6 separate regions of the Homo sapiens genome follow, and all the other regions are linked to region 2. Evidence: chromatin loops called from intact Hi-C (ENCODE). Cell type or tissue: mammary epithelial cell. All regions are shown on one strand.

Region 1 (5,000 bases), 370 kb before region 2:
TCTGAATTTAGTGTCTGTTACTTACAAGTTGATTGATTTCTGCAAAATTCCTTTAACCCAGTGGTTTTCAGCTGGAGGTGATTTCACACTCAGAAGGCATTTGGCAATGTCTGCAGACATATTTAGTAGTCACAACTGTGTGTGTGTGTTGTGGGGGGGGGGGTAGTTACTGCTGTCATCAAGTGGGTAGAGGTCAGGAATGCTGCTAAACGTCCTACAAGGCATAGCCAGCGCCTGCTCAACAAAGAATCATCTGAACCAACATGTCAGCTAACGTTGAGAAGCCCTGCTGAGCATATTGAGCCTCTGTTTCCTCATCTGTAAATTGGGGTGAAGAGCAGCAAGCTAGAAGGATTAAATGTAGTAGGGGTGATCCCTGGAACATCGTAGACCCTCCACACAGTTCCTTTTGGTCCCCTCTCAAGGCACTTCTTCTTTCTGGGTGTGGAGAAGTTGGGGAGAATTCAAAAGTATTGCCAAGCTAATTACAGGGCAGAGAGTCACGTTCTGAAGGAACATGAAAAGTACTGGGATTCTTTAGCCTGAAGAAGAAAGGTGGCTTAAAGGTGATTTAATAATAGTGTGAAAGCCTAGGAAGGGTTATTATTTAGGGGAAGATAATCCACTGCTCTCCATCTTCACTGAGGAATGAAAATGAGCCCTGAGCAGGGTGGAATTGGGCTGGATATGAGGCAGGACTTCCTGCCTGTGGAGGTCCTCTGAAGAAAGAGGCTTGATGGCTTTATGTGTGTGGGAGGAGCTGTGGGCATGGCAGAGGCTGGTGTGTGTAGGGAAGCACAATGCTGAGGACAGCTCTGTCTCTGCCCTTAAGGAATTCATAGATTAGTCTGGGGTATATGGGGAGTGATGCAAATGCCACAGGCAAAGGGCTCCAGGAGGCCAAAGGTTTAGGGGATAAGAGAAGGAAGAGGAGGAGAGGCAGGATTTGAAATGGATCCTGAAGATATGTCAGATGTGGGCAGATGAAGAGCAGAACCAAGAGGCAGGGGAGGTAGGCGGGAGATGGGAAGATGTGGCTGTGTTGGAGGATCAGTGGTGAACCCTCCAGGAGATCTGGGCCAGATCATGGGTGCCCGGGGATGCCAGGTGAGGGGTTGTCCTGTGTTCAAAGGGGCAGGGGTCTGGGCAGGAGAACGCTTTCTGGAAGCTGTGTAGTTTGGGCTGGAGGCAGCCTGTGGGGCAGGAAGGGCGCTGAGAACTGCGGCCTGAAGACTTAAGTCACAAGAGAGAGGTGATGAGTGTGGCAGCAGCTGGCAGGGTGCGGGTACATCCTCTCTGGGGCCTGATTTCCTGGGTGGGACTCTGGTCTTTGGTAGGCAGGTTGCTCCAGGTAGGCAGATTGGCTCCAAGCGGGGCCACCCGCTGCTCGCAGCACCCTGGAGCCCATCCCGAGTGTGGGGTCCCTTCCTCTCCACTCTGGAAACCTGGGGCACAGCTGGCCGCCCTGATGCCACCGACGGCTCTGCTGCTGCAGGGACTCTGCTTGTGGGGGTGTGCGAGGCCCACTCCGGCTGCCCTGGGTACCTGTTCTCCCTTGGTGTTTCCTCTGTGCTTCCTGCCGTTGCCTGTCTGGTGCCGAAGCCGGCTGGGCTGCCCCCCTCAGTGGTGATGCTGGTGGAAAGGGGGTGTAGGAGTAAAGGCAGGAGCCGGGGGGTGGGGCCTGGGGACGCAGAACTATCTAGGCTTAGTAGGGCTGCTGACAAAGTCCCCCATCTTTGCCTGCCACATCTGTCTCTGAGTCTACACAGACCCCTCCGCCACTGATAGTGCCAAGCCCCTCCAGGGCTGCTCCTGCACCCCCCAGCCTCCGGCAACAGGCAAAACAGACTGCTCTGAGCAGTGGCTGCTGCTCCCCGGGGTCCATCCGAGCACCGGCAGCAGCACAACTTGGCAGCCGGCACAGCCCCGGGCAGGAAGCTCCTGCAGGGGGACTCCGCGGAGGCCTGGGTGAGAGGGGAGGGGCTGCAGTGAAAGGCCTGTGAGTTAGGGTGGCCCTAAGGGAGGACTTTCTGGCCCTACATGGAAGTTGGTGCAGTGCAGCGTCCCCACCACCAGACGGTGCATGGGCGCCTCCTAGGGACCTTGGCAAACACAGATATTCCCAGGCCCAGCCACACCTGCCGAGTCAGGATTTGGGGGCATTGGGCAGAGCTCCACCTACCCTCATGTCCAGGAGGCCAAGCCCTTTGTCCCCTCAGAGGACACCCGTTCAGAGGCACTCTTCTCTGACATGGGACAGCAGCTGCGGACGGTTGCTGGAGGCAGTCTGATGCGCCTCCGCGTTAGGAAGATTGGGGTTTGTTCCGGGTCTGTGATATTAGTTCTGGGACTATTGTCAAGGTGCAAAACTGTACCGAGCTTCATTTTCTTTATGTGTAAATGAAGCTGTCAGTACCTATTCTACAGGATTACTTTGAGGATCAGTGAAATAGTGTAGTGTCTCTACATGGTTGGTTTTTAACAATTAATATTCTTTCCTTTTCCGTGCCCCAGGGCCAGGACTCCAGTGAGCCCAACCTGGTGTTTTCCAGTGTTTTCAGGAGGCATTCATTCTCAGGGGCCCACCTGGGCTTGTGGAAGCCCGAGAGTGTGTATCTCCTTGAATTTTGCACCCTGGATGCCTTCCTTGCTCACCCTGGACCCAGCCCTGCCCTGCTTTTGAGCAATTTGTATTCTTGGTTTAACAAAGTGTGGAGAGGACCCTCAAGGATCTCAGAACCTACTGGATGAGGCAGGAAAATAAAAAGACACAGAGTGTGCTGTGTGATCAGCAGAGATGAAGGTAAGTCTGGGAGGATGGGGACCTGGGGCAGCCTCTAGCCCCGACAGGGGAGGGGGCCAAGATGATCAAATTAAGGGAGACAGGGAGGGGGCTGAGAAGGTGACAGCAGAGCCAAGATGAGCAGATGAACCAGCATGAGTTAACTAGCATCACAGACTCTCCTGTAATGGGATCCCAGCCCGGTTAATCTCCACCATGGGGAGGACATTTGGCCTGTGCCCACTCTGAAAGCCTACGGTTATGCCTATAGGATGCCAACCACTTGCACAGAGAGCACAAAGCTCACCAGATGCTTCCAAGGCTCAGAGGGCTGGCCTCACACTGGTGCTGGCCCACATTAGCTAGCACGCGGCAGTCCCCGGGGGGTCTGGGAAGATCCCCACCGAGGGGCAAATTCCCCTAGTCACCCTACAGCAAGCCCATTAACTTCTTGTTCCTCGGGGAGTGAAGGCACTGTGATTGTGAGTCATGCCACTCCCCAATTATTTTGAAAGAAAGCTTCCTTAGTGAAGGAGGAGAATTACAGAGCAGCGCCAGCGTTGGGGAAACATGCTCAACTTCCAGCAGTCATTCCCGCTCGCCTCCTTTCTCTTTGCTCGAGGTGCGTATGACAAGAGCTTCCAAACAGCTTAAGCACAGGAAACTCTGGGAGTGTGTGTGTCTATATCTGAGCGACTTTCATCTCTCCATAGGTTCAGTCTGTCTGCAAAGCCTCCCTTGTCAGCAGCTGGCGAGGCAGCTCAACAATAGAATGATGCTTGTTTCACCGCTTCCAACTGAGCTCCCTCGCCAAGCTCTCTCCCTCCAGCACAGAGAGGTGCATCTGCAATAGACCTGAGGGCTGGTGGTGGGGTCTTCAGCAATGTTTTTTCCAGCTTGATGCTCAGCCCAGAAAGAGCCTTTCCTCTCCACCTGCTGCCACAGAGCCCACCACCACCTCTGGCTGCTGCCTTGTAGAAATTCCAGCTAGCTCCAGTGGAAATCTCTGGGCTGGTGATAAATGCACAGTGGGGCAAGGCTGCCTGGGGATGGGGAGATTGTAGAAAATGACTTCTGGAGTCCTCTCCAGACTTCCATCATTAGGACAATTGTTCTCAGGGGCTTTGAAGTCTCTTGCTGTTTTGCGCCATTTTCTTTCTATAGTAATGGTCAGATTCTTCAGGGCTAGAAAGAGTTTGAAGGCCATCTGGTCCACTCTCATTTCTCTCCCCTCCAATGCCTTCTTCTCTCCCCTTTCCATGTTTAAATCTCCTCTACAAGTTGGGCAACGTTTCACTTATACCCTTACAGCTACAGGATGCTCAGAGGGTCTCAAGGTCCCTGGCTTTTCTTCTGTTGAGCTGGAGTCTGTCCACATTGGGTTGATAACAACTGGCTCTGCTTTTACCCCATGGAGCAACAGGATGGAGTCTCAGCTCTCCCCTCCACGACAGCCTGGCTCCTGCTGAAAGGCGACTAGCATGAAACCCCGAGGCTTCTCCTCCAGGAGAACAAGGCTGACTTCCTTGAACTCCTCCTCACATGCACAGTTTTAAGTCCGTTTGACTGGAAACGAACATTTGAAATCCATCTCGATTCAGACTTCCTCCTTCTGAGGGATTTAGTAGACAATATGACAGCTCCGAGTCCAGCATGTGGGTTTATAAAGGTGACATCATAGCTGCTGCCCCCAAAGTATGTCATTTAGCGCTGAAAGCCTTGTCTGGCTGGTGGTGTTCAGACCCATGGGAGTCAGTCAGCTGCTGGAGCACTCACTGCCCAGAATCCCAGGCTTCGAGGGAGGTACGAAGGAAGAGGAGGCCTGAGCCGGCTCGTGTGGGGCCCTCAGATTAAGGCAGGCTGGAAGAAACACCAGAAAGAGACTTAATGACATTCATAAAGGAGCCCAGAGGGCTGCAGTGAAGCATGTGCAGATGCTGGGGCCTGCCCAGGTAGCCTGTGCAGAGGCTTCCAGAGAAAGCTGGGTCAACTTGCAAGAGAAAGTGGAGAGCAAGAGGAGGAAGAGCTTCCTAATGGCAGAGGTGGAAGCCAGAGATTCAGTAGTGTGAAGGACGCTGAAAAGGCAGAAGGGGTGAAAAGGCTGCGTATGTGTGGGCGGGGTGGGGTTAATAGAAAATTAGAGGGGTGAGGTGGAGAACTTATCGGGACTGAACGTGTAGGGCAGGCTTTTCCAGAGGAGGAGATGAGACTTGTGCCT
Region 2 (5,000 bases):
AGGGACAGGAAAACCAGATGCACTGTCACCATGTGACAGGTGAGAGAACTGAGGCCCAGGGAGTGTCACTGGTGTGACCCCCAGAGGCCATCCTTGCGGCGTGAGCCAGGACCGAGTGCGGGCTCTCCCAGGGAAGCCATTGAGAGGAGCCCAGGCCCTGATGACTAACAGGACAGAGACTTCAGTGGTCAACTGGACCCAAGTCCAGCTGTGGCGGCCCTAGCTGTGGGACCTGGACTGCTGACTTGACTGCTCTGCCCTTTTGCAGTACAGCAAGAGGCACATAGCCAACCTCCCAGGATCATTGCAAGGACAGGGTCCAGCCCGGAGCCTGGTGGGCAATAAGTGCTCCCTGGAGGCCCCACCCCCACCCCCCGACACTGATTCCAGCTCTCCCGGCTCACAGCCAGACCCAGCTGCCTGCAGGTGACTGGGCCTGCCCTCAAGCCTGCGGAGCTGGGAGCGGGGGAACCAATTTGTCACGGTGTAACCAGAGAGTGTCTGGGGGCTCAATGCCAGGGTTCTGGCTGGGGCCAGCACCAGGCCCCTTCCTCACAGCTGTCAAGGGGAGGCTCAGAGACAAAGCAACCAGGGCCCCCCTATTCAGGGAGGGGGTAGGCAGGGCTATGTCTGATAAGGGATGAAAAGGGGGATGGCAGGCCCATGCCAAGTGAGGGATGAGAAATACTAAGACCCCACAGCCTGAGGCAGGGAGAACAGCACACAGGCGCAGATCCCAGTGCCCTCAGCCACTGACTATCTGGACGATCCTGAACGAATTACTTAACCTCTCTGAGCTTTATCTTGCTCATCAGGGATAACATTATCTCATTTTGCAGGCTCAATACGAGGATCAAATATGCCCCAAATCAGCAAAGGCACCTGGCACAGTGCCTTGCATGCCAGAGACTTGAGGCCAATTTCTCCTCCTTGGATTTCCCTTTTCTTGTCCCCACATCTCATTTTCTCTCCACTAGTATTTCTTCCACCAGGGTGCGACCCTCCAGGTGCATCAGGCAAGGCCCATGGTGACAATGGAAGTTGCACTCAGATATTGAGAGGGTGGGACAGGGAGTGAGGGCAATTTGGAGGGAACAAAATCAGAGTTATCCACTGTGGCCCTGGCACGTGTGAGGCCTTGCCCACCACATCCCACCCTGTTTAGCCTTTGGTTTTCCTAATGCCCACACGAGTGCATTCACAGACTCACTTCTTATACAGTCAACCCTCTGTATCCATCCATGGGTTCTGCATCCGTGGAGTCAACCAACTGCAGATCAAAAATACTCAGAAAAAAAGAAAATGGAGAGTAGTGTCAGCACTGAACATGTACACCTTTTTCTTGTTATTCCTAAATAATGCAGTATTACAACCATTTACACAGCATTTACATTGTACCAGGTATTATGAGTAATCTAGAGCTGATTTAAAGTATATGGGAGGATGTGTATAGGTTATAGGCAAATACTACACCATTTTATATAAGGGACTTTTGAGCATGCTTGGATTTTGCTATTCGCTAGGGGTCCTGGATCCAATCCCCCAGAGATGCCGAGGGATGGCTGTGTTTTTGTTTGCACTGTAAGGATGATGAAAGGGCCCTTATAGAGACAGCTGCCACCCTCTCTTGGCAAAGTGGCTGCAGAGTCCATGAGGGGATGATGGGTGAAAGCCTCTGAGAGAAGTTTCCTGGAGGCAGGGAGTAAGGGCTGAAATCCCAGCCTTTTGTCCTGAACCTGTCTCTTCCTCCTGTTCGGATTCCATGTGGGGCCAACCGTGGTAGAAGAGAAACCTGAACTCTGTGAGCCGGACAGGGTATGTGTTCATTTCCCTACTGCTCCCCCTCCCACCCTAGCCCTCTGGAAATGCCAGCCTGCCTCAGCTGTGCTGAGAAGAAAAGGGGATATAGGTTTGAGTTGTGTCCAGGGAAACTGAATTCGTAGCATCCAGCGTGGTGGTGGCTGGACTCAAGGTGAGAGCTCCCCCTAGTGGAAGGTGAGATTCCAGAGGCCCGCCCGGTGGACCCTCTCCCAGAACTGCCCACTACACATTCAGGCAAGCCTTCATTCATTCACCACACTTACTGAGCACTTCTGCATGCCAGGCACTGTGCAGGGCTGGGGAGACAAGTCAGACGTGCAATCACAGTCTGTAGAAAAGAGACTGAAAGAAGCCAGGCACGGTGACTCACGCCTGTAATCCCAGCACTTTGGGAGGCCAAGGCAGGCGGATCACGAGGTCAGGAGATCGAGATCATCCTGGCTAACATGGTGAAACCCCATCTCTACTAAAAATACAAAAAAAAAAAAATTAGCCGGGCCTGGTGGCGGGTCCCTGTAGTCCCAGCTACTCGGGAGGCTGAGGCAGGAGAATGGCATGAACCCGGGAGGCAGAGCTTGCAGTGAGCCGAGATCGCGCCACTGCACTCCAGCCTGGGCGACAGAGTGAGACTCCGTCTAAAAAAAAAAAAGAAAAAGAAAAGAAAAGAGACTGAAAGAGAGTGCAGGGGAAGTCCAGAGGAGGAACCCCATTCCAGTGGAGGAGGCAGGGAGGGCTCTCTGGAGGAAGCACGTCCAGCTTAAACCTGCAGGCTGGATTGGCCTGGCAAAGAAGGGGAAGAAAGAGAGACCCTGGCAGACAGAGTGGCTCCTACTAGCTACCTGAGGATGAGAGGAAGCAGGGGCTCCCTGTCTGGGAGCTGCAAGTGGTCCAGGCTGGGGGCGGCATGGCGTTTCCTCCAGGAACCAGGTCGTGAAAGGCCTCAGCCCTTAACGCTTTGATAAAGGCCACAAACTGTTGGAGGAACTCTTGGAGGAACTTAAGTAGGGAGGTGGCCTGATCTGATTTGTAGTTTAGAACGATCACTCTGGAGCTAGGCACGGTGGCTCATGCTTGTAATCCTAGCACTTTGGGAAGCTGAGGCGGGAGGATCACTTGAGCTCAGGAGTTTGAGACCAGCCTGGACAACACGGGAAACTGCCTTCCAAAGGCGGCCACAGCCACCAGCTGTGGATGGATGGATGCTGGGGCCAGAGCCTTTGCAGACAGGCCAGAGAGGGGTTGCAAATTTACTGGGAGCAAGATACCCCCTCCTTCCGGGCACTGGAATGGAGCAGAGAGAAGGGGAGAGAGACAGAAAGTGAGTGAGTGAATGAGGAGGGAGTGAGTGAGTAAGTGAGTGAGTGAGTGGAAGGGACTTGTCAATTCCACTTTAGGAAAATTGGCTCCATGATGTTTACTGCAAACTGCAATTTGGCATCTCTATTCAGGTGCTCTCCGTGTTTAATTATATGTAATATGGTAGTGGAGAGGAAGGAGTACATAAGTGTGTGATTTTCTCCTTAGTCCCTACCCCCCACTCCACGCTGGGGTCGTAAAGGTCAGAGGTGAGAAATCGAGCCCAGCAGAAGGAGGAACTGGAAGGGCCAGCTGTGGCTTCACAGCCAAGCCTGGATCGCTGAGAAGCAGCATGTGCCCCTGGCCACAGGGTCAGTCTCTGCAGCCTCCTGGGCTTCAGGGACAGACCAGTGTCTCCAGCTCAGACTGTGAAATACCTCGACAAGCCCAGCAATCTTCTGGGTCCATGACCAGGTGGGTCCAGAAGGTGGGCTCAGCCCCCTCACCTTAGACCACAGCCCTCTGGGCTTTTCACCTATCTGTACTGAAGAGGCTTGGTTTCCCGGGAGGCACCCCCAGGTGCCCCTTCTTCATCGACCCTCCCAGCTCCTGCCTTTCCCTCCTGATCCTCACCCTCTGTCCCAAGCTGGGAGGGTGAAGCACCCATTAGTTCATTTGCTTGTTTAATTGCACAGGGAGGGGAAAGAAGTTAAACTCCTCAACAGGAATCTTCCCTGCAGGGCCAGAAATGGAATGACGGGGTGGGGACCCCATCTCAGCACCTGCTGCCTGTCCAGGAGATACCCTCACCCTTGTTCTACCTCCATGCCCCAGATCCCAGGATCAGAGCAGGGTGTGGGGTTACAGGGTCATAGGGAACTAGAGGAGGAGCCTCCATCCCACACCGGCTGGGAGCCCCTCCTAGAACTGGAGCACCATGGGGAGGGGAGCTGGGGGTGCAATGTCAAAGGCAGAGTACTGCCTCAGGGTCTGACTCTCTCACATCTCTGACTCTCTTTGGGTCACTTGAGTTTCTCTCTCTAATCCTCTTCCCTGTCTTTTGTTTCCAGAAAAGCCCCGCCCCCAGAGGGGTCTGGGAAGTGCAGCCAGGCTCCTGGCGGGCACCGTGGCCGTGTTCCTCATCCTAGTTGCTGTGCTCACTGTCTTCTTCCTGTACAACCGGCAGCAGAAGAGCCCACCGGAGACGGATGGGGCCGGGTGAGCCAGGCAGGACTCTGCCCACTAAACTCCCACTGGTCTGCTCCCCAGCACCCTGGGAGCCCCAGACTTAAAGCACCTAAACTTGTGAAAGCTCAGGGCCTTTCTAGGGCCTCCCCACCCTGGGGGACCAGGAACTAACCCTTTGGCAGGAAGAGCTGACCCTCCTGAGTGGTGATTGCTACGTGCCAGGCACCGCCCCAGTTCAAAAGGGCTTCATAAAGATGCATTTTATCCTCACAGCAGCTCAGAGGAGCAGGTGCATGATTACCATCCACGATTTATAGTGAGGAAACTGAGGCACAGAGAGGTTAAATAATTTGCAAGAGTTTACGTGCTCCCAGCCGTTGACAAGGGGTGAGGGCAGACCTAGGACCAGAGAGGAGAGAGAGGCACAAAGTATATGGGGGGAGCCAAAACCCTCAACCATCAGGATAAATCATATTTTAATGTGATATTTTAAAAAAATCAAAATGAAAGCAAAAACCCATGATGAACAAAACGTCCACATTGTAAATAAAGACAGGATTAGAATAACTGACTTTTCCTTTCGCATCAGACACCCAGCACACCACTGTGATGGATCCTGTCTTTACTTACAATGTGGACGTTTTGTTCATCACGGATTTTTACGTTGATTTTCATCTTTAAAATCTTGCATCATG
Region 3 (5,000 bases), 100 kb before region 2:
ATGAAGATTATGAGAGTCAAGATACGTAAAGCACTTAGTACAGTGCCTGGCTAAGGAGGTATTCTGTAAGCATGAGCTGTAACTATCTTAGGGTGCTGTGTTTTTGGCATCTTGTCCTGGTCCCGTTTTCATGCAGATGGGATAGGGGGTGGGGAATTGTCCAGGTTGCTGGCACAGTTTCCAGCTCAGTATTCCAGCAGTCAGCAGAGATGGGCTGCCTGGGGAAGAAGTGAGCTTCCAGTCACTGGGAGTGATCAAGCAGAATCCAGATGAGCATTTGGCATGGATATGGCAGAACAGGTGAGGGAGGAGGGGGAAGGCCTCTTCCAAAGTCCCTTCCAACCCTGAGAGCCTGGGAATGTGTGAGTAAACCCACATCTCCAGGCACCTGCATGGACGGAGCCTTGCCCACAAATAAGGATGCATGTACAGGGGCACACTCTCTGCCCTGGCATTGAGGAGCAAGAAGAAGTGTTATAAACCAAGCAAACCAGCACCCCCACCCATGCTCTCCCCGGCCCCCAGCCAATTCCTGTGTGCATACAGGCATCCAGGTGGCGAGCGGGAGCTTTGAGGGAGGTACCAAGTAGATATCACTCCTAGCTCTCTTTTAACGGGTACCAACTGCCAGCCACACCCCACCCACCACAGGCCAGCTACGAGGCAGGGCTGGGGGCAGGAGCCAGGAACGGGTTAGATAGTAGGGTGTTCGTTCTACTTCTGATGTGCGTGGACTGATAGGGAACCTAGGAAAGTCCTGGCCTCCAAAGATCAGGGTGCCCAGAATTCAGGTGTTGTGGGAGGGAAGGCCTTTGCCCATCACGGAGGGAATCAAGCAGGCGTTTGTAGAAGGGCCGGGCACCCCACCTCCAGCAAAGGCTCAAATTCAGCTCCACCTTCAGGTCCAAGCAGCTTCCTTTTAGGGGTAGGATAAGAAGAGAGATTGCGAAAATCCTTGCTGCCTAAACTCTCCTGCCCTGGCCTTCTCCTCTCCTCGCCGCACCGCGCACAGTTTCCAGCCCTCCTTCCGCTGGGAGCCGCGCCCCCATTAGCCATTCCGCGCTGATAAGCCCGCGCTGCCCTGCCGCACACTCAGACCCTCCCTCAGCCCGTGATGCATTACTGCATATGATTTGTCTTTGCAGCAGCTGCCACAGCAGTTCTTCCTTCCTAACAATATTGGCTTCGCCTGGTGTTAAAAAGGGGCCGTAAGTGCCACCGAACATCTTTGCTGGGGAGAGGAGACCGCACACTGGGGGGATGGGGAGGCGGGCCCGCCCCGAATGAGCCATTTGCTGCGGATTCATCCAAAGGCCGATGATCCACTGGCAAAAATTAGGCAGGGGGTGGGGCGAGGGGTTGGGGAGGAGACAAGAGCTAGTAGGGGGCGAAGAGACGACATCCGGGAGGCGGGGCTTTCCCCCCAGGCCGGCGCGCCCAGCCCCACGCCCCCTCGCACCCCTGCCCACCCACCCCCGGGCCCTGCGGAGTGTCAGGCGCGGCAGGAGGCGGGGTGTACCTGTGTGTGCCTCTGTGTGTGCATGTGCGTGTGCGCGTGCCTCTGTATATGTGTGCGTGTACCTCTGTGTGTACCTGTGTGTGCGCGTGTGCCTGTGTGTGCCTCTGTGTGTGTGTGCGCGTGTGCATGTGTGTGTGCCTCTGTGTGTGTGTGCGCGTGTGCCTGTGTGTGCCTCTGTGTGTGTGTGTGCGCCTCTGTGTGTGCCTCTGTGCGTGTGTGTGCCTCTGTGTGTGTGTGCCTCTGTATATGTGTGCTTGTGCTTCTGGGTGTGTGCACCTCTGTGTGTGCGCATGTGTGTGCCTCTGGGTGTGTGTGCCTGTATGCCTCTGTGTGTGTATGCCTGTGTGTGCCTCTGTGTGTGTGTGTGCCTCTGTGTGTGTGTGCCTGTGTGTGCCTCTGTGTGTGTGTGCCTGTGTGTGCGTGTGCCTCTGTGTGTGCGTGTGTGCCTCTGTGTGTGTGTATGCCTCTGTGTGCGCGCGTGTGTGTGCGTGCGTGTCCCCACCAGCCTTCCTACCACAACCCGGCCGCTCTTCCCAATCAATGGTCTCTTTGTGGCGGAGGGACTGGAACGACGTGTGCGGGGGAGGGTGGGAGGCTGCCTCCTGGGCACCCGGCGCGCCCGACCCGAGCTGACAGCCGTGGGGCAGGGCTCCCCGTACCCCAGTAAAAGTACGTTCCCCCGAGTGTCTCTACCCTCTGTGGACCTAGAGAATGGGGCCGACAGAGGCGGTGGCTGGAGCCTCCCGGACTCTGCGCTATGGGGCGGTTGCAGGTCCCACACGGGGAAGGACAGGGACGCTCTCTCCGCGGCCCACGACCGCTAGGTGGCGCCGTGCCCGTCCCGCCTCCAGGAGGCCCCGCAGGGTCCCAGGCGCCCAGGGTACCTGGAGGCGAGGTGGGGAGGCGGAGAGGAGGTGGGGGCAGCATTCCCGCAGTCTCATTCATTCGTGCATTTGTCCATGCCCACTAAATTGGACAGTCGGACAGAGGGACAGGTGCACATCCTTCTCTTGAAGGTCTAAATGCCCAAACCTCAGAGAGACTAGAGAGATACCCCACAGGAAAAGTGAATCCAAGGTCATCTATGGCAAAGGCCAAGCGAGAGGTATACCCGGTGCGCTAAGTTCAGAAACAACCGTGGAATTCGACAGCACAGAACCCCGAGATGGGTTATCTTGACCATTCTGCGCCAGACCAATCAGATGGGGGAGAGTCATTCATTCCCGCCAGTGCCAGGCCCTGGGCTGGACTTCAGACACTCAATTGTGACCTGTCCTCAGGGAGTTTATGGACTAGTGGGGGAAAGACATCAGGCAGATAACTACACAAATAATTCCCTAGCTACAGCTGTCTTGCACGTGCACAGGTGTAGAAAAAGGGGAGAAGAGTCAACCCTCGCCCTGGGTTACCTGCTCCAGCCCTAACTAGGGTTGGAAGTAGGGGTGTTTGCCTTATGAAGAACATAAATCACTTCCTCTTAGTTCAAAATTGAAATAAAAGCAGTAGTCTAACATCTGAGGCACAGTCAAGGCAAGACTGACCATTTTTCGGGGGTAAACTGGGGACCACAGGAAAAGAGCCTGGAGACAAAGCGCTTAATTCTATGTGCGGGGCATGGTGCATGGTTACTCCTTTAATCTTCGGTCCACCCTGTGGAGCGGATGTTAAGCCTACTTTACAGAGCAGGACATTGAGGCCCAGGGAAGTAAGAGACTGGCCCAGAGTGCCAAGAGCCAGTTTATGACAGAGCTGGGACTGGACCCCATAACCGCCTCAGGCCCAAGTCCCATACCTCTTCTGCTATAACAGCCTGCCTCTAGGACCACGTCTGGATGCCCTGCTAGGGCCAGAGCAGTAGGGTGGAGGGAGATCAGAAAGAGAAAGGGGCTGGGCAGGTGAAGAAGCCTCCAGATTGGGGCCCTCATCACCACTCCCAGCTCATCACAGCCAGCCCTTTCTCTGCATCTCCTGACCAAAGCACCACCCGCTTAACATTCTGCTCAGTTTCCTCTGTACTCCGACTCCAAATGTTTATCAACACATGCTGTAATGTAATCAGCTCCTGGGAAAATACACACCAGGTAATGGATGCTGATAAGAGTGTCAAACAGATGTCCCCTCCCTGCCCCTCCCTCCCAGCCAGAGCTGGCACACCCAGGAGGCTGGGGAGGCATCTCTTGCCACACCACCCCTCCAGCCCTGGCAGCCGAGGCATTCCTCCAGAAGCTGCCCAGGCAGGCAACAGGGCCTGACCCTGTGGGGCCCAGCATTGTACCAGGCATTGTGCCGTGGACTTTACACACCTCACAGTAGCACTATAAGTTTGGTGTTACTATTCCCATTTTGCAGATAGAGAAACTAAGCCACAAAATAATGATGAAACCAGAGTGAAGCAGCAGCATCAGAAGTAGATTAAGGGGCCATCACTCCACTTCTCCATTCATCATCAGGCAACCTCCCCACTGAACATGGCCCTTTGAAGGAAGCTGCCCTCATTACCTTTCTAAGTTGTTGGATCTAAGGCCCCAGCCTGTATGGACTTGGCAAGTCAGGTGGAGGAAGGCTTGCAACATGTTCCTCATTTCTGGCCCAGCCAGGTAGGAGACAGGGTCCTGAACCTGTCCTGAAGGCTCAAGCAGAAGAGGGAGGCTCCCACTAGGCATGTGGGAGTAGAAGGGGATCCAAGGGAAAGGGAGAGCCTTCTTTGTCCTTTTCTCCTCCCTTTTCCTCAAGGGGCTTAAGGACCCACACGTGGACCTAGACAGAGGGGAGAGAAAGTGCACAGAGTTGAGGACAGCCCTGATGGAACAGGATCCCCCCACCCTCAGGACCTTCCAGGACCAGCTGTCTGAGGCTGGGCAGTCCTAAAGGAAATCGGTATTTGCTTTTCCCTCCAACGCAGTCAATTGCTCCTTTCATCTGGCAGGGAGTTGTAAATGAGAATTTATGGGATTTCTAATGATGGCGGTTTCCCTTTATCAGCCTCCAATTCCCACTTCTCAGCTGGGGTTGACTCAGGGAAATGTTTTGACCAGGAATCAAGAATCTAGCAGGCCCCTGCCCTGGCTGCTGCTTTCTGTAGTGAGGGCTGGAAGTTGTCAAATAGGCATGGGAAGCTCACTACCAAGAAGTCAGATCTGAGTTTCAGGCCGCCTCCCAGATGGCGAACTTCACCCCTCTAGCTTCTGTTTCTTCAACCATAAACCTGGGGTAATAATGCCTGCTCCACCCACCCGTCTCACAGGGCTGCTGCGAGGATCAAATGAGATTACAGGCCTGAAAGCCCTTTGAAAAATATGAAGCAATCATCCACCCTGGTTTTGCTATTATTATTATTGCGGTGGTGATTGTGTGTAGGTGCAAATGGGAAAACACATTATGGCAACCTGCACGTCTTTGAGAGTGAGCTTGTTTGTGTACACGGAAGTGTATGTGTCAGTTTGCGGAAGAGTCGAGCTCTTGTGTGTGCACCTGGGTTTAA
Region 4 (5,000 bases), 110 kb after region 2:
ACACACCAGGACTAAGAGCCACCAGATAGAGGACCCGGAAGGGAGTGTGGCCCTTTCCACGTGAGCCCCCTCTCCATGGCTGAAAGAAGAGCTCAGAACTCACTGCCTTCTCACATGGGGTCACTGGCTCCATCCTCATGTCTTATTTAATTTTCTCAGGAGTTCTGTGAGATAGTTGGTAATATTTTCATTTTCCAGATAAGAAGCTAAGGCTCAGGAGGCCAAATGACTTCCTTAAGGTAACATAATCAGCAAGTGGTAGAGCCAAGACTCAAAATTGGATCTTCTGACAACTCCATAATTCAGGCTAATCCTGACATTAGCCAGAAGGGCTGGCCAACACCAGGTTGTGCACAGCCTAATTTGCAAGGTCCATTAAGGACAAAACAGGTCAGGTGCAGTGGCTCACACCTGTAATCTCAGCACTTTGGGAGGCCAAGGCGGGAGGATTGCTTGAAACCAAGAGTTCAAGACCAGCATGAGCAATGTAGTGAGACCCCATCTCTGAAAAAAAAAATTAACCAGGTGCAATGGTGTGCTCCTGTAGTCCCAGCTATGCAGGAGGCTGAGGTGAGAGGATTGCTTGGGCCCAGGAGTCCAAGGCTGCAATGAGCTATGATCACACCATTGCACTCCAGGTTGACTGACAGAGCAAGACTATCCACCAGGATATGGTTTGAATTTGTGTCCCTGCCCAAATCTCATGTCAAATTATAATCCCCAATGTTGAAAGAGGAGCCTGTGGGAGGGGATTGGATCACGGAGGTGGATTTCCCCCTTGCTATTCTTGTAATAGTGAGTTTCCATGAGATCTGATTGTTTGAAAATGTGTGGCACCTCCCCCTCTTCTCTCTTCTCCTGCTCTGGCCATGTAAGACATGCCTGCTTCCACTTCCACCATGACTGAAAGTTTCCAGAGGCTTCCCCAGCCATGCTTCCTGTACAGCCTGCAGAACCGTGAGCCAATTAAACCTTTTTTTAAAAAAAAAATTACTCAGTCTCTAGTCGTTCTTTATGGCAGTGTGAGGAACAGACTAATACAAAGACTCTGTCTCTAAAATAAGAAAAAAAAATTAAAGAACAAAACTGGGAATGAGAAGATCTATGTAGCCCTCTCCAACAGGTGTTTTCTGGTACACGCGTTTTCATTGTTGGGTAGTCATGAACTTGGCTGGCTAATATTAGACATAAGTCCCTAGTGAACAATAGCTATAGCACACACATTCTCACGTACACTCACCAAAGTCTGACACACGCACCCCTATGCCTAGGCATGCATGCATCACCTTCTCATCCCCGACCACCTGCATCCCCTGGGAATCCATTTACATCTACTCAACAGAGCGGGGAGAAGAAGGAGATAAACCTGTATCAACACTGTATTTCTATTCCTCTCTCTCCTTGTGAAAACAAAAGAGGAACAGGGCAAAGCCTCATCCAATGTTTATTGGGAATCATCTCGACCTGATCCCGGGAAAATAGGTCCTTTTCAAATCCATGGTTCAGACGCAGCCTTTCCCATGACTGGGAGTGGGGACAACAGGCTGCTCGCCGGGCTCCGTGGCTGGCAGAGGAACTTGGTGGTAAGGCTTAATTATGATTCACAGAGCTGCATTCTGGAGAGGGTTTAGAGCCACTTAATTAGTGTAGGAATATACAGTCGTAATTATCCTGAAATATGGCCTAATTAACCTATGGAAAAGCCAGGACCACTGCTCGGGGATGCCAGAGACATTAGCAGCCTATTAATATACCCAGTCTGGGCCAGGCGCGGTGGCTCACGCCTGTCATCCCAACACTTTCGGAGGTCGAAGTGGGCAGATCACGAGGTCAGGATTTCGAGACCAGCGTGGCCAACATAGCGAAACCCCGTCTCTACCAAAAATACAAAAATTAGCAGGGTGTGGTGGTGTGCGCCTGTAGTCCCAGCTACTCAGGAGGCTGAGGCAGGAGAATTGTTTGAACCCGGGAGGCAGAGGTTGCAGTGAGCCAAGACCATGCCATTGCACTCCAGCCTGGGTGACAGAACAAGACTCTGTCTAAAAAAGAAAAAAAAAAAAAATATATATATATATATAGCTATGCAGTCTGCTATCTGGCACAGCCTTTGGGGGACTCAGGACTGGGGCAGACAGAGGAGAAAGGGTTTGTCTGGGAAGATGAAATGTTTAAGAGGAAAGTGTGACGTGGGCAGGGAAAGGAGAGGGGAGTGATATTTATTGAGGACTCATAAGGGCCAAGCAATGTTTTAGTCCATCTCTTACTTAATCTTCAAAACAGTCCTTTAAGATTGATATTAAAGTTCAGGGAGGTTCATTAACTAACCCAAGGTTACACGGCCAGGAAACATTCACACTGGAATTCCCCTCTAGGCTGTGGCTGCAAAGGCCATGCTTTTTTCTCTCTTCCACACTGCCTTGGGCAGGCACAACAGGCGAGGGAAATGGACTAAACAGAGGAGAGCCCCTTTCAACCCTAAGGAGGAGGCTCTTCTGCCGTTTTAGAAAAGTGGAGTCATTCAAGCGGTTCAAGCTGTCAGTTGTGTTGTGCAGGCTGGACATTGCACAAACCCTAGGAGTCCCATTCACACAAGCTACAGGGAGAATAATGTCCCCTAGAGGGCACAGTGTATGGCCTGCACGGCCATTCACAGCAGCCCTGGGAGACTGCCCTACATGACCCTTTAACTTTCCTTCCTACCCAAGAGACCACTTCCAACTCTGGCTCTGAGCCCAGATATTGGCCCAAAGCTAGAGAAGCTACCTCTGGGATAATCCTTCATGAAGCAGAATTTGGACCCAGTCCTCTCCTGGGGAGACTCCAGCACCCAGGGACACTCAGACGCCAGGACACAAGTTCAAAGCCCTCCAGGGGGAGCCCGAGAGCCGGGCGTGCGCCGCAGAGCCTGTCTGGCCAGCAGGTTGAGGAATATTCCAACAACGTCCTCATTCTTCCCTGATCAAAGGAGCCAGGATTGAACCTGCTGTAATCATCCGTCGGGGAGTTTGCTTAAAATTCCCCTAATTATGGGAGAGCAGAAAATTGCTACGCCTCAGACTGAATAGAGAAATCGAAGGCGCCCTGCTCCCAGCTGCCTGGGGGGGGAGACACGCCAGCATGGGAACAGAAGGCGGTGGGGGGAGGCGAGGGGCAACTGAGGATGGGCGGTGGGAGAAGAACGGTGTGCTGGTCCATGCCAGGGAGCGGGAGAGGAAGGGAAGGAGCCAGCTGCACTGGGGCTGTGGTGACTGGCTCAGGTGAGGCACACTGCCTCCCCTCCAGACAGAAGGGTGCAGGGGTGAGGAGAGCAGGCCTGTGGGGAAGAAACAGCCAGCAATGCCCCCTCCCATGGCTGGAGCTGGCTTTCTGGAGAGGCTGGGGACCCCCAACTCTGGCTTAGTTTGGACTGCGGGCTCTGGAGCATCCTCCCTGCCAGGGGTGGGGAAGGGAAAGGGCTGGAGGAAAGGTCAGGGAACAGGCCGGCAGGGCAGGGCTCATCCAGGCACCCTGCTGTGGGCTCAGCCCTGTTCCAGGCACACTGAGCGGTCTAGAAGAAGGAGAAGAGGACCAGATCTCTGCCCTCAGAGGGTCTCCTTCTGAAAGGGGAGACCGGGTGAGCATCTTAACCTAAAGTAAGATTCAAAGGCACCGTACACACCAGTGCCTGGCCCTCACAGTTTCCTGAGCTGTAGGAAGCGGATGGGAGTGCACTGAACTGCATGGATCAGAAGGGGAGGCTTGCTGGGCAGGCAAGTGCCAAGCAGAAGGAAGGGGCAAAGGAGGAAGGGACCGGAGAAGGGAGGGAGAATTCGAAGGAGCCATGCAAAATAGAAGGAGATTATGGCGGCCACGTTTTGGATAAGGGGGCCAAGGCCCAGGGAGGTGGGGTTACTTGCCCAAACTCACACAGCCCATCAGTGGCTGAACTGGGGCTCAAACTCAGGTCTCAGACTCCTAGTCTGGTGCATTACACAGCCATGGAGGCAGGGGGTGGGAGTGGGGGTCTGGCCAGAAGGTGGGATGCTGGAAAGAGTGTGGGGACTTGGGCTTAAAGATCCTGCTGCATCAGCAGTCCGTTTACTGACAAGTTGACATTGATTCTACAGGAGAAGCAGTGCTCTAAAGGGTCTCTCCTTTGCTAGACCTGCCCCATTCATGAGCTCTCCGGGGTCCCCACCCCAACAGCTCCCCTACCAGGGAGAGATATACCTGGTGTCCCTCCATTCTCTCACCTGTTTCCAAGGGCCTTCTCAGTTCCTCCTGCAAGTCCCCAGCAAGTGCCTAGCTTTGGTCCTCTTGGGGCCCCAACTACACTATGTTTTTATCACTTACAGTGTGGCGAGGGGTTGAGATCCTGGGGTTGCAAGTTACAGACACCCACTCAAACTAGCATTTCAGCCCAAAGAGGCAATTTACTGAAAGAACTTAGGAGTGTCTTGTAGAAGCTAAAGGCAGGAGTGTGGTGGAGCCTCAGCAAGGAAGGATTGAGGACAGCAAAGCCACCAGGCCCTGGGAATTCCAGGTCACCATCTCTCCTGCACACCTGCTTCATTTTTTTCTGTGGGCAGACCTCATGACCCAAGGTGACCACCCACAGCTCCCAAATGTATGTGGAATAGACAGAGAACTCTCTGAAGAGACTGTCCCTGCGCCCTGACTCCAGTGCCCCAAAGACTGAATTCTCATGGGTCCAGCTTGGCTCAGGTGCTTTTTCTAATCCAGCCAGCATCAATTCAGGGGGTTGGGTCACATTGAACAAATGGCTTCGATGTGCTCACTGCTGTGTGTGAGCAGGATGGATCAGGGTTCGTGGATAGTTGGAGAGTTAACTCCAACAATTGTCCATCAAGGTAGTGAAAACAGGGCTGGGCTGTGGGTGTGCAATGGACAAGGCCTTGGGCCTGGACACGGGGGTGTTACCTGTTGCAGCAGGTGTTCTCCAGATGGTTGAGGCCTTCGCGTGCACCTGAAAGGTGAGTTATTCAGTGTGTCAGATGCTG
Region 5 (5,000 bases), 160 kb after region 2:
GACAGCTGCTTGGAGGGGCGAGCATTGGCAGGACAGGATCTCTGGTGATGAGAAGCATCCCGGGCTCCTGGGTCCTTCCCAGCTGTCTCAATCTCCCCCTCGGGGAAACTGACAGGACCAAGGTAAAAGAGGGGGGAAGGTGGGGAGAAGGGTGGAGGCAGCAGGTCTAAGATTTGGCACAGGAAGTTGGCTGCAGGCTGGGCACTGCACTGATGTTGGCAGGGATGGTAGCCACAGGTCTGTGAAGGCGAAGGGTTGGAGGGTGTTGGAGCCATTCCACCCTCCCCAAGACTCATCCCATGCTAACCCAAGATCCTGACAGCTTCCTGCCTGGGCATAACCTGGAAAATGCATTGGAGGAAAGTGGGCCACAGGTTGATTGGACATGGTGCTGGAGGTCTCACCAGGAAACTGTGCCCACGACCTCTGCATTTTTTCTCATCCCCTAGATGTAGCGGCTTTCACAGGCTCTTGGCAGTTTTGTTTCCCAGAAGTTACACTAGGACTTTGCGGGCAGGGTGGTGACGTCCGTCATCATGCTCCCCATCTTCAGAGTCCAGCAGAAGTGTCCTAACTGACCCCTGTTCCCAGGGGAGGACCTCCCATCCCAGTGGTACGAGCTCCCCCATCCCCACCCCAACCAATGCTCAGTGGGTCCAGGTGCCCTTGGCTCAGGGCACCTTCCCGCTCTGCGATGTCCATGCACAGCACCATCCCTGGAACCTTCTCTGGTCAAGGGCCAGGTCAGATTCCAGGGGGCCTCGGCTGGTGCCAGCCCCAGTCCCAGTCCCAGGCAGGCGGCAGACACCCTCCAGCCCACCCTTCCTTTCAAAAGCCTGAACCCTGGATCACAGTCAGGAGCAGCCTCTGGAAACCAGCCCAAGACCAGGCCATGGGGAGAGGACATCAGTGGGGGAAAGAGGCGCAGCGGGCCTCATTGCAGGCTGGTTACCTCCACAGCCACGGCCATGACCTCTGCCTGCCTCCTGGCCCCAAGCCTGGCAGTGACCTCCCTGGACCACACAGCCCACTGCTTCTCTGGCGGGGCTGGAAGCACTTCCTATCTGTCCTGCTCGCTGGGCATTTATCACCGGCAGCCTGCCCACACCTCTTGTGCTTTGTCTCATCTTTGTTATTTAACTTTGTTTCACGTAGGATTATTCCTGTCTCTCCCATTAGTTCTCAGCTTCTGGAATGCAGGGGCAAAGTCTTTTTCATCCCTATGGTTCCCCCAATCCCCTACACAGCACCAGGCCCTTGAGAGCCACGTTGCACAGGTGTCGGAGTGAATGCATGAACATGCGGGGCCTGGGGCAGCCCCTTGGGTCGGACCCCAACGCCCAGCCAGCCCTGGCACTGCCCACTGCCTCAATGGGAGCTGGCACTGGCCAAGGGCACCTGCTCCGCACCTGCCCAGAACCAAATGGGATTTTACAAGTATCTAACCTTCCCCACTACCATCAAGGCAGGCGTGTCTCTCCCATCGAACAGATGACAACACTGAGGCTCAGCACTTGCCCAAGGTCACCCAGCCGACAAGTAGCAGGGCCAGGAACGGCAGCATCCTCGCTGGCACCTCCAAAAGCCAGCTGTGAGGAGCCCTGAGCCGAGGGCCTCTCCTGGCTGCTGAGGAGGCTCAGAGCTGGATGCAGGCCAGGGCAGGACAGGTCCCATGGCTGAGAGCAAGAGCAGGCGGGCACGGAAACCTCACCCCTGTCCCAGGGCCCAGGAAAGACTCGGGCGTCCAACCAAATCCACTCGGCTTCCAGAGGCTGCCCCGGACAGACGTCACCGGGCCTGGGATCAGGGTGGTGTTGGTGACCCTCACCAGCCCAGAAATAAGCACAGGTTCCCCGGAGTCCTGCCAGAGATGAGAAAGGCAGCAGGTTGACCTGGGGGCGCACACGGCCGTACCTCCGCGCCCCCCACCCGCAGCGCGTTGCCTCCGAAGCGGGAAGTCCCAGGTGCATTCATTCCTGAGAAGAGGCCGGGCAGCCGGAGCCCGCCATTTCTGCAGTCACAGCGCCACCTCCTGGCCGACCGCGGCGTGGCCGTAGGGGCCGCTCCACCATCGGAGAACTTCCAGACCGCAGGCCTTGAATCAGGCATCCAGCAAATATTGACTCAGCACCTCCCTTGGGACAGGAGTGATGTTAGAGGTTGGGTATACAGTAGTGAAGAAACAGACTAAAAGCCCTGCCCTTGCAGAGATTACATCCTAATGGGGGAAAGAGGTAATGCATAAGTAAGGTCAACACGTAAAACAGACGGTGTATTAGAGGGATGAGCACCCAGGAGAAAAATAAAGCCGGAAGCGGTGAGTAGTGTCAGGGAGGCTGTGGTTTTACACAAAGTGGCCAGACACGGTCTCACCCAGGCAGTGACATTTGCGTAAAGCCTGGGAGGAGACGAGGAGAGAGTTGAGCAGACTTCTGAGCTAGGGCATCCCAGAGAGCAGGCACAGCAAGCGCGAAGGCCCGAGGCCTGCCTGGAGGGTCTGAAGAACAGAAAAAGGCCCTGAGGATTATGTGGAGGCTGGAGAGGGCAGGGGTGGGGGCAGACCCTGAAGGACCCTGTGGGCCATGGCGAGGGCTTTGCCTCCATGACATGGGGCTTCATGGCCGGGCTCTGAGCAGGGGGATGGCGTAACTAGCTTGTGTTTTAAGAGGATCTCTCTGGGCACTGTGTTGAGAACAGACCGTGGGGTCAAGGGTGGAAACAGACATCAGTTAGGAGTCCACTGCAACCTCCAAGCACCTTGGCCCTGGGGTAGCAAAGACAGTGGGGAGGTGAAAATGGCAGGATTCTCCCAGGTGTAAGAGAGAAAGGAGTCAAGGACGATGCCAAGGCCTTGGCCTTAGGTAGAGAAAGAAGCTGTCCCAGTACTGTCTTTTGCTGAGGCTCAATGGGAGAAGTCAGGAGTTCCGTTTGGGAATTGACGGTCAGAGTTGTCAGGTGAAATGTCACGGGGGCTGTTGATAAATGAGTGTGGAGCTCAGAGGAGAGGCCCTGCCTAGAGCTACAATCCGCAAGTCATCAGCACTTGGGTGACATTCAGAGTGAGACCGGATGAGATATCAGACACTCTGAAAGCAGAGCGAAGGGACCAAGGAGAGAGCCCCAGGGCCCTCTGACATTTCCAGATCAGGAAGATGTTGAGGAATTGGGGAGAATGAGAAGGAGGAGCCAGCGAAAGAGAGGACACCAGGAAGGGGGGCTCCCAGGAACCCAAGTCAGAAAAGAGGAGGAAGCGACCAACCACGTAAAAAGCCACTGATCCTTAAGTCAGGGCTGAGAAAGGTCCCCTGGGGTTAGCAATGTAGAGGTCACTGGTGACCTTGATTGTGGTCAGAGTGGGGACAAAAGTCTGACAAGAGTATGTTCAAAGGAGAATGAAAAGAGAGAAATCAGAGACAAGTTGAGACAATTCTTTTGTGGGATTTTGCTGTAAAAGAGAGAAGAGAGATGGGGAGCTAGCTGGAGGGGCCGTGAGTCAAGAGAGTTTTTTCAAGGCGGGAAAAAATACGAGCTTGCCTCCATGCTGACGGGTGATTGGGGTACAAAGGGAAAAACGTATTGAAGGAGAGGTCAGGGAGAAATATGAGAGTGCTGTCCTCAAGCAGATGAGAAGATCTGACTGTGCTTCCAGAGGAGATGCACTTCACAGCCGCCAGAGGGCTAGAATGGAACACCAGGCAATCACAAGAATGGGGAGAAACTGGAACCCCCAGGCCCTGCTGGTGGGAATGTAAAATGATACAGCCACTTTGGATAACAGTTTGGCAGTTCTTCTAAAAGTTAAACCTGCAGTTACCATATGACCCAGCAATTCTACTCCTAAGTATGTACCTAAGAGAACCAGAAACATACAACCACACAAAAACATGCACACAAATATTCATAACAACATTGTCTGTAAGAGCCAAAAAGTAGAAACGACACCAATGTCTATCAACTGACCAATGGAATATTATTCAGCCATAAAAAAGAACAAAGTTCTGATACAGGCTACAACATGGATGAGCCGTGAGTACAAAATGCCAAGTGAAAGAAGCCAGTAGCGAAAGACCACATGGTGTGTGACTCCATTTATATGAAATGTCTAGAACAGGTGAGTCTGGAGAGACTAGATTTCTTCAGAGACAGCATAGATCGGTGGTCTCCAGGGACCAGGGAGGGGGAATGAGGACTGACTGCTAATAGGAACGGGGTTTCCCGTGGGGATGAAAATGTTCTGGAATTAGGTGGCGGTAAATGTTACACAACTCTGTGAACACGCTAAAAAGCACTAAATTGTACACTTTAAAGGGGTTAATTTCATGGAGTATGAGTTATATCTCAATAATAGTATTTTTTTGAAGATCTGGTCATACAGAGTGGAGGGGTTGCCTCAGCCCAGGAAGGAAGCAGAAGACCCAGGCAGATGCAAGCAGGTGTGTGGTGTGGGGGTGGGGACCATGGACATTCTCTCCCAGTGGCTTCTATTTTCTCAGTGAGACAGGAAGTGACATCATCAGCTGAGAGTAGAAATGGAGGCTCCAGGGAAGAGCACAGGGACAGAACAGATATGTCACCGCAAGAGGAAATGAATGGGCTATGGAGATTCAGGAGGATTCCCAGGCAGCATCAGGCCCACGGGAAGGAAGCAAAGGTGCTGGGAGGCAGGGGGCAGTGGTCCCATGTCAAGTGGGCCCAACAGCCTGAGAGTGTGGAGACCTGGGTCACCAGCATTGTGCTCCCCACATAACACGGTTCGCCCACTCTCTGGACATACAGGGGTTCCCATGGGAGTTTGATACAAACCCTAAAAATATGCCTACCTACTACCCATCACCTTTTAAAATGCACATTCCCTGTCACTCTGCAATTCCTCTTGGGGAATTCAGTCTCAGAAACACTTGCATGCAGACACAGCTGCATATGCAGGGATGCTCACAGCAGAATTGTTAGCAATCTCAAAAGATGGGAAACCACCTAAGTGTCCATTACTGGGTAAGTGG
Region 6 (5,000 bases), 470 kb before region 2:
GAGGAAAGGGAAAAGGCCTTCCAGTCCCTGGAAACTCAGAGAAGCCTGGAAGGAGAGTCAGGGAAGTCTTCCTGGAAGAGGTGAGCAAGCCAGGAGGAGGCATGATGGTAGAGAGGGAAGAGGGTGTCAAACAACCACATTCTTTTTCCTGGTGTGGCAGGGACACCCGGGCCCCTCTGTTCTCACTGTTCTTCCTCACTCTGCTCCCCACCAGGGGCCTGATGACATCAGGGGAGCAGTCCCTCTGTCCTAGTAAAAGTCCCTAAGCAAGCTGGCTGCTGGTCCATCGTGGAGGGACAACACTCTTCCTTCCTCCTCTCCACGCTGCTGGGCCAGGGAGCTTTAGGAGCCAAGCAGCCAGGCTTGCCACGAAGGGGCTCTTGGGATTGAGAAAGTGAGGGAGAAATGGCAGAGAAGAGAGAGAAGGGGGAGACAGGAGGGTAAGGGTGAGAAAGGAAAGGAAGGAGAAGGGGCCAAGTGTGTCCATGGAGGACCTTCCAGCACTGTCAAGAAGAGAGACCACAAGTTGGACCCACATGCTTTGGCCACCTGGGTGGTGTTCTCCCTTGGGAGCTGGGACTGCAGAGTGTCCCTGGGGTTAGTTGCTGCTCCCTACAGCCCCCTGCCCTGGGTGCTGGTTCCCTACGTGGTGCCCCAGCAGGTCCACCTCTGTGGGCACCGTGCCCTGCAGCCTCCTGGCCCTTCTTGAGGACCCTGGGGTTGTGATGGTGATAAGGACCCATTCCTGGGCTCCAGAGATGCCCGGACTCTCAGAAAGACCCTGGCCACGAGAGGCTCCCAGTTCTCCAGGCCCTGCCCTAAGCCTACCAGCTCCAGAGAAGGGGAACTGGATGGGACACCAGGTCTGGCTAAATTCCCCTGTGGGGGCAGCCAGGCCCTTGCCTGTCCCATGCCTGGGCTGCACCAGGGGCTGCACCTGCTGCACAGAGGCTGGCTGGTGGGATGTTGGGAAGACCGCTGTGTCAGGAGGCCCAGGGCTGTGCTGGGAACTGGGCGGGGACGTCGCTGAGCATCACACTCTCCCCATCAATCCCCACCAGGTCCATTATCGTCTGAGCTGTGATTATAAAGCAATCAGGGAAATCCTTTCTTCCCAGTTCTTGAGAATGCCTCTGTCCCCAGCATGAGTGAGAATAGGAGGTTTAATCCTCCTATTAGGGAGGAAGGAGGGGGGCAAGGCTCTATATCCACTTCTGTTCCTCTCAGACCCAGACAGTCCTGGCCCATGCTCCCTTGTCTCCTGCCCTCTCCCAGCTCTGGGCGTTGGGTGATTCTCAGAGGTGTGGGTAGCCCCCTGGCAGACCAGCGAGGAGGGAGGCAGCAGAGGGGCTCAGCAGGGAGCTCTGGCAGGGTAGTTGGGAGCCCTGAGTCTCATCCAGGCTCTGTTGCTTGGCTGTGTGATCTGGGCTAATTGCTTGCCCTTTCTGGGTCTGACCTTCTCCATCTACAAAATGAGGTGTATTCATTGGATCATTTCTGGGGTTCTTTCCCAGCTCCAACAGCCTGTGAGGTGGAGACCACAGCAAAAGGAGGGTTGGAAGGGACAGGAACATTGAGCTTGGTGTCAGGTTGGGAATCCACCATCAGACCTGGGCTGATAGGCAGGCAGGTTGGACTCCCAAATCTCCAAGGCTCCCTGTACCCAGCCCCGTGCCTCTCCTTTCCTTTAGACCCTGTCAGGGGCATGGGTCCCCATCTGAGAAGCCTTCTCTGTCCAGGACGGGGGAAGGCTGGAGACGCAGGAGCTTCTGAGCTCTGCTCTGGGCCTCAGGACCTGCTGGAATGTGGACTCCGTGATAGCAGGGGTTATTCCATCATGTTGTCCTAGAACAGTGCCTGGCACGTGGGCGGGCCTTGGAGGCTAAGAAGCAGTTAACTGGGAAGAGGAAGTGGGAGAGGAAGGTGAAAAAATCAAAAGGGGAGCTGGAAGGCATCCAATAATGGGTGCCTGGTACATTTCATTGTGTGGAGAGCTGAGGCATAGGCTTCTGAGGGCACTGTGTGGAGCTGGAGCCACACTGTCAGGGCCAGAATCCTGGCTGCACTGCCCATCAGCTGTAAGACCAGGGCCAAGCTGCCCACTCTGTCTGAGCTTCAGTGGGGATAACATCTTAAAGGACTGCTGTGAGCAACAAAAAACTGCAAAGAACCTGGTTTAGCAAGGGCCCAACAGTTGAGAGATTATACTATTATTATTGTGGAATTAACAACAAAGACAATGACGACATTTCAACCTGGGATGAAGCTTGATTTCCCCTCTTTTTGGCCTTCTGCACTTGGTGGAGAGTCACAGGGTGGAAGCTGCTGGGCCCAGCCCTAGGACCCGCACCAGGGCTCCTGCAGTTCTGAGGCACGGCCAGCAGGTGACAGCATTTCACTGCAGTGAGTGGGCGCCAAACTCCTGCCCCAGCCCGGGCCGTCAGGACTGGGTCCCAGGGCCCTTCTACAAGGTGAGCCTCTCTCTCTCTCCTCCTTCCCCCACTTCTGTATTAGCTGAGTAGGCCCTTCTGTCCTAGCCTGTAGAATATATGACCCCAGGACAGCAGTCCCCTGGTCTGAGCAGCAGATAGGGGCTTACTGCTCACCCCACCAGACCTTGCCTAACCTGGCATGGAATTCTGCAGAAGGGGCAGGCTTCCCTTATGTGGGTGCCACCTTTGGGTTCCCTCTGCAGGTAGCTGGCCTGAGGAGGGGGCTGGGTGGGCACAGAAGGCTCAGTTTTGCAGCCCCCAAAGAGGGCTTGCATGAGTCGGACAGGGCTCTACCCAAGGCAGCTCTTGGTGAAGAGTGAGACAGAAAGCCAGAGTCCTCAAAGTCCAAGGGGGAGGGGACACTGAGGGGCTGCGAACTGCCAAGCTGCTTGACTCTTGTCCCCCTTCCGTGTCCCGGCTACGACATGGGGACCTTTGTCCCTGCCTCCTGATGGACCATGGAGAGAGGTCAGAAGGGTAACAGGTGGGACCCCAGGAATGCCTGTCCAGAGGGGCGGGGGCTGGATGGCTGAGGCAGGGCCATCTCATATCCCACCTCCCTTTCCCACCAAACCCTCAAATCACCTCCCAAGAGTGACCCAGACAGTTTTATCTTTCTGAGTATTGACTATTAAGGTTGAAAATGATCTGTTGTTCAGCCACAGAAACAAGGAAGATAAACACTAATTGCTTGGTGAATGTGCCAACTCCTGGCTCCTAATTCATCACCTTGCCAAGGCAGAGGCTAAGAAGAGGCAAAGGAGTGGGGAGGGGGTGAGGAAACTTGGGAACCAACAGACTCTCTTGCAAGATGTGGCAGTGGATGGGTGACCTCAACCCAGCGGATGAGGATGGTGCCTGGGATCCCTGAAGCTCCCCAGGAAGGACAGGGAGCCAGGTGAGGGAGGGAGGAGAGGTCTTTGGCCGGGCTTATCGTTATCAATACATTCATCCCAAGTGGACATATAACGTGTTTCCTCGTTGGCCTTGAGGTTGGCTCTGGTTAGCAAATTCTGCATTTTTCTGAGGTTGGTCCCATTATCATGTTAAGATCCTGAACTGGCTGAATTGAGGGGCTGCAAACCCTGTTACGGATTGGTAACTTGCAGGATTCAGATCTGGCTGTGGAAGGTGGAGCCCTGAGAGCTTGTCTGAGAAGGAGGCGGCATATTCTTTGAGGGTGAGGTGTGGGTCTTTGATGGTTCAGGTGTGGACCTGCCTGGAGTGGGGACTGCACTAGGTGACCTGAGCCCAAGACTGGGGGCATTGTACAGGCCTAGGGGGGAGAGAGGTGCACAGATACCTGATGAGGAGCAGGAATGGAGGCGTGGCTCGGGGGAGGCCTGCATTCATTCAGATTTTTGTGTTGGACCAAGATCTAAGCACAAGATATAGGAGACACAAGCTGCCTCTCTGCATGAATTCACAAGACTGGGCCTGTGAGCTGATCCAGAAGGTGATCAGAGCGTGCAGGGCCCAAAACGGTGATGAGGAGGCATGTCCCCTGAGGAGGGGACAGCTGTGCTGAGAGTGAGTTGAGAAGATCTGGGGGGACCTGAGTGAGTTCTGCATGTGTGAGAAAGGCAGGGCAGGATCATGCCGGGCTACATAGGGGCTGAGCTTTACCGTAAACACAGTGACCACCTCCATGGGAGGGTGAGTAATCAGATCAGTGCTCTAAGAAGAGGACTCAGGAATGAACCGAGGTGAAGCAAGAGTGGAGGCCCAGGTGCGCTATACTGGTGGCTTGAGACATCATTGATGGGACCGACTGTGGCAGGTGGAGACGCTGGTGGCATTGCAGGTGCAGGAGCAAGCAAAGACACAAGCAGGATGTGCAGAGGATGCAGGGTTTAGGAAACAGTTGAGAGCTAAGGGCCAGTGAGTGGAGGAGGGGAGTTGGAGAGTAGGTCCCTGTTGCAGGAGCACTAATGCCAGAGAGGGAGACTGCAGCACAGCTGCCATGGGCTGAGGGGGGCGGAACTGCCATGAGGTGGGTGTGGAAGCAGGGAACACTCTTGGGGGATGATACAGTCCCAGAGATCATCCTCTGTCTGTGCCTCTCTGAGAGAGGCAATGTGCCACTCTGTACCTGACCTGACTTGGCTGGGTCAATAGAAGAAGCTACTTACGCTTCCTTACCCTCAGTTTTCTCATCTGCCAAATAGGGCTAATCATAGTGACCGTATGGGTTTGTAAGAGGATCAAATGAAAGGAGGCAAGTAAGTGTTTCACAGTGCCTGGTGCATCATCACTTGATAAATAGGTGCCTGATGCATGGTGGAGAGCAGGACACAGGGTCCTTTCCCTGCCTCAGGCACTTCTTCCCTGACTGCTGCTTTTGTTGCTGGTGGTGATGGCAGAATCTAATCCCTGGCATTTCAGGGAGGGCCTGCTTAGCTCCTCGAGGCCACCTGGCTCTGGTGTCTGGGTCCCTCCTTCCCTGGTGGCCATGCAGTCATGGGTCCTCTGGGCTGCATCTGGCAGGAAAGCCAGACTGCAGGAGGA

What was found. Hi-C counts contacts between places; a loop is a spot of excess contacts. Peaks named below come from ENCODE experiments on the same cell type or tissue, not always from the same donor. Only the 100,000 strongest peaks of a DNase experiment are listed, where the experiment ranks them.
Region 1: it touches region 2 in a loop (13-fold over the local background); 3 of 110 quality-filtered maps call a loop at or near these places.
Region 3: a loop joins it to region 2, with 11 times the contacts of the local background. A loop is called at or near these places in 4 of 110 quality-filtered maps.
Region 4: a loop joins it to region 2, with 2.1 times the contacts of the local background. A loop is called at or near these places in 3 of 110 quality-filtered maps.
Region 5: a loop joins it to region 2, with 12 times the contacts of the local background. A loop is called at or near these places in 13 of 110 quality-filtered maps.
Region 6: a loop joins it to region 2, with 11 times the contacts of the local background. A loop is called at or near these places in 10 of 110 quality-filtered maps.

Annotation. Positions count from the first base shown.
Region 1 is chr11:120,010,497-120,015,496 of GRCh38, reverse strand. No RefSeq gene overlaps it. Among named protein-coding and RNA genes, the nearest start is that of LINC02744, 18 kb to the right of the region's middle. RefSeq lists an enhancer at 975-1,580. In mammary epithelial cell, a CTCF peak has its summit at 2,073; no DNase peak of the experiment used is centred here.
Region 2 is chr11:119,639,200-119,644,199 of GRCh38, reverse strand. LOC105369520 (a long non-coding RNA gene) reads right to left here. Exons shown (of 4, transcript XR_001748413.1): 4 at 4,583-4,704. It overlaps LOC124900303 (a long non-coding RNA gene), which reads right to left and starts at 2,168. Exons shown (of 2, transcript XR_007062919.1): 1 at 1,211-2,168. It also overlaps a transcript of NECTIN1 not described here. In mammary epithelial cell, a CTCF peak has its summit at 2,002 (motif pointing left); no DNase peak of the experiment used is centred here; H3K27me3 peaks cover 179 bases.
Region 3 is chr11:119,738,807-119,743,806 of GRCh38, reverse strand. NECTIN1-DT (NECTIN1 divergent transcript) reads right to left here. Exons shown (of 4, transcript NR_120587.1): 4 at 4,184-4,276. Among named protein-coding and RNA genes, the nearest start is that of NECTIN1-DT, 12 kb to the right of the region's middle. In mammary epithelial cell, a CTCF peak has its summit at 2,342 (motif pointing right); no DNase peak of the experiment used is centred here; H3K4me3 peaks cover 202 bases; H3K27me3 peaks cover 421 bases.
Region 4 is chr11:119,531,890-119,536,889 of GRCh38, reverse strand. No RefSeq gene overlaps it. Among named protein-coding and RNA genes, the nearest start is that of THY1, 110 kb to the right of the region's middle. RefSeq lists an enhancer at 2,704-3,233. In mammary epithelial cell, a CTCF peak has its summit at 2,869 (motif pointing right); a DNase peak (open chromatin) is centred at 2,849.
Region 5 is chr11:119,478,570-119,483,569 of GRCh38, reverse strand. All of the region lies in intron 3 of USP2-AS1 (USP2 antisense RNA 1), which reads right to left. Among named protein-coding and RNA genes, the nearest start is that of THY1, 58 kb to the right of the region's middle. In mammary epithelial cell, CTCF peaks have their summits at 2,041 (motif pointing left) and 3,689 (motif pointing right); a DNase peak (open chromatin) is centred at 2,079.
Region 6 is chr11:120,105,766-120,110,765 of GRCh38, reverse strand. No RefSeq gene overlaps it. Among named protein-coding and RNA genes, the nearest start is that of TRIM29, 30 kb to the left of the region's middle. RefSeq lists an enhancer at 2,270-2,319. In mammary epithelial cell, a CTCF peak has its summit at 2,382 (motif pointing right); no DNase peak of the experiment used is centred here.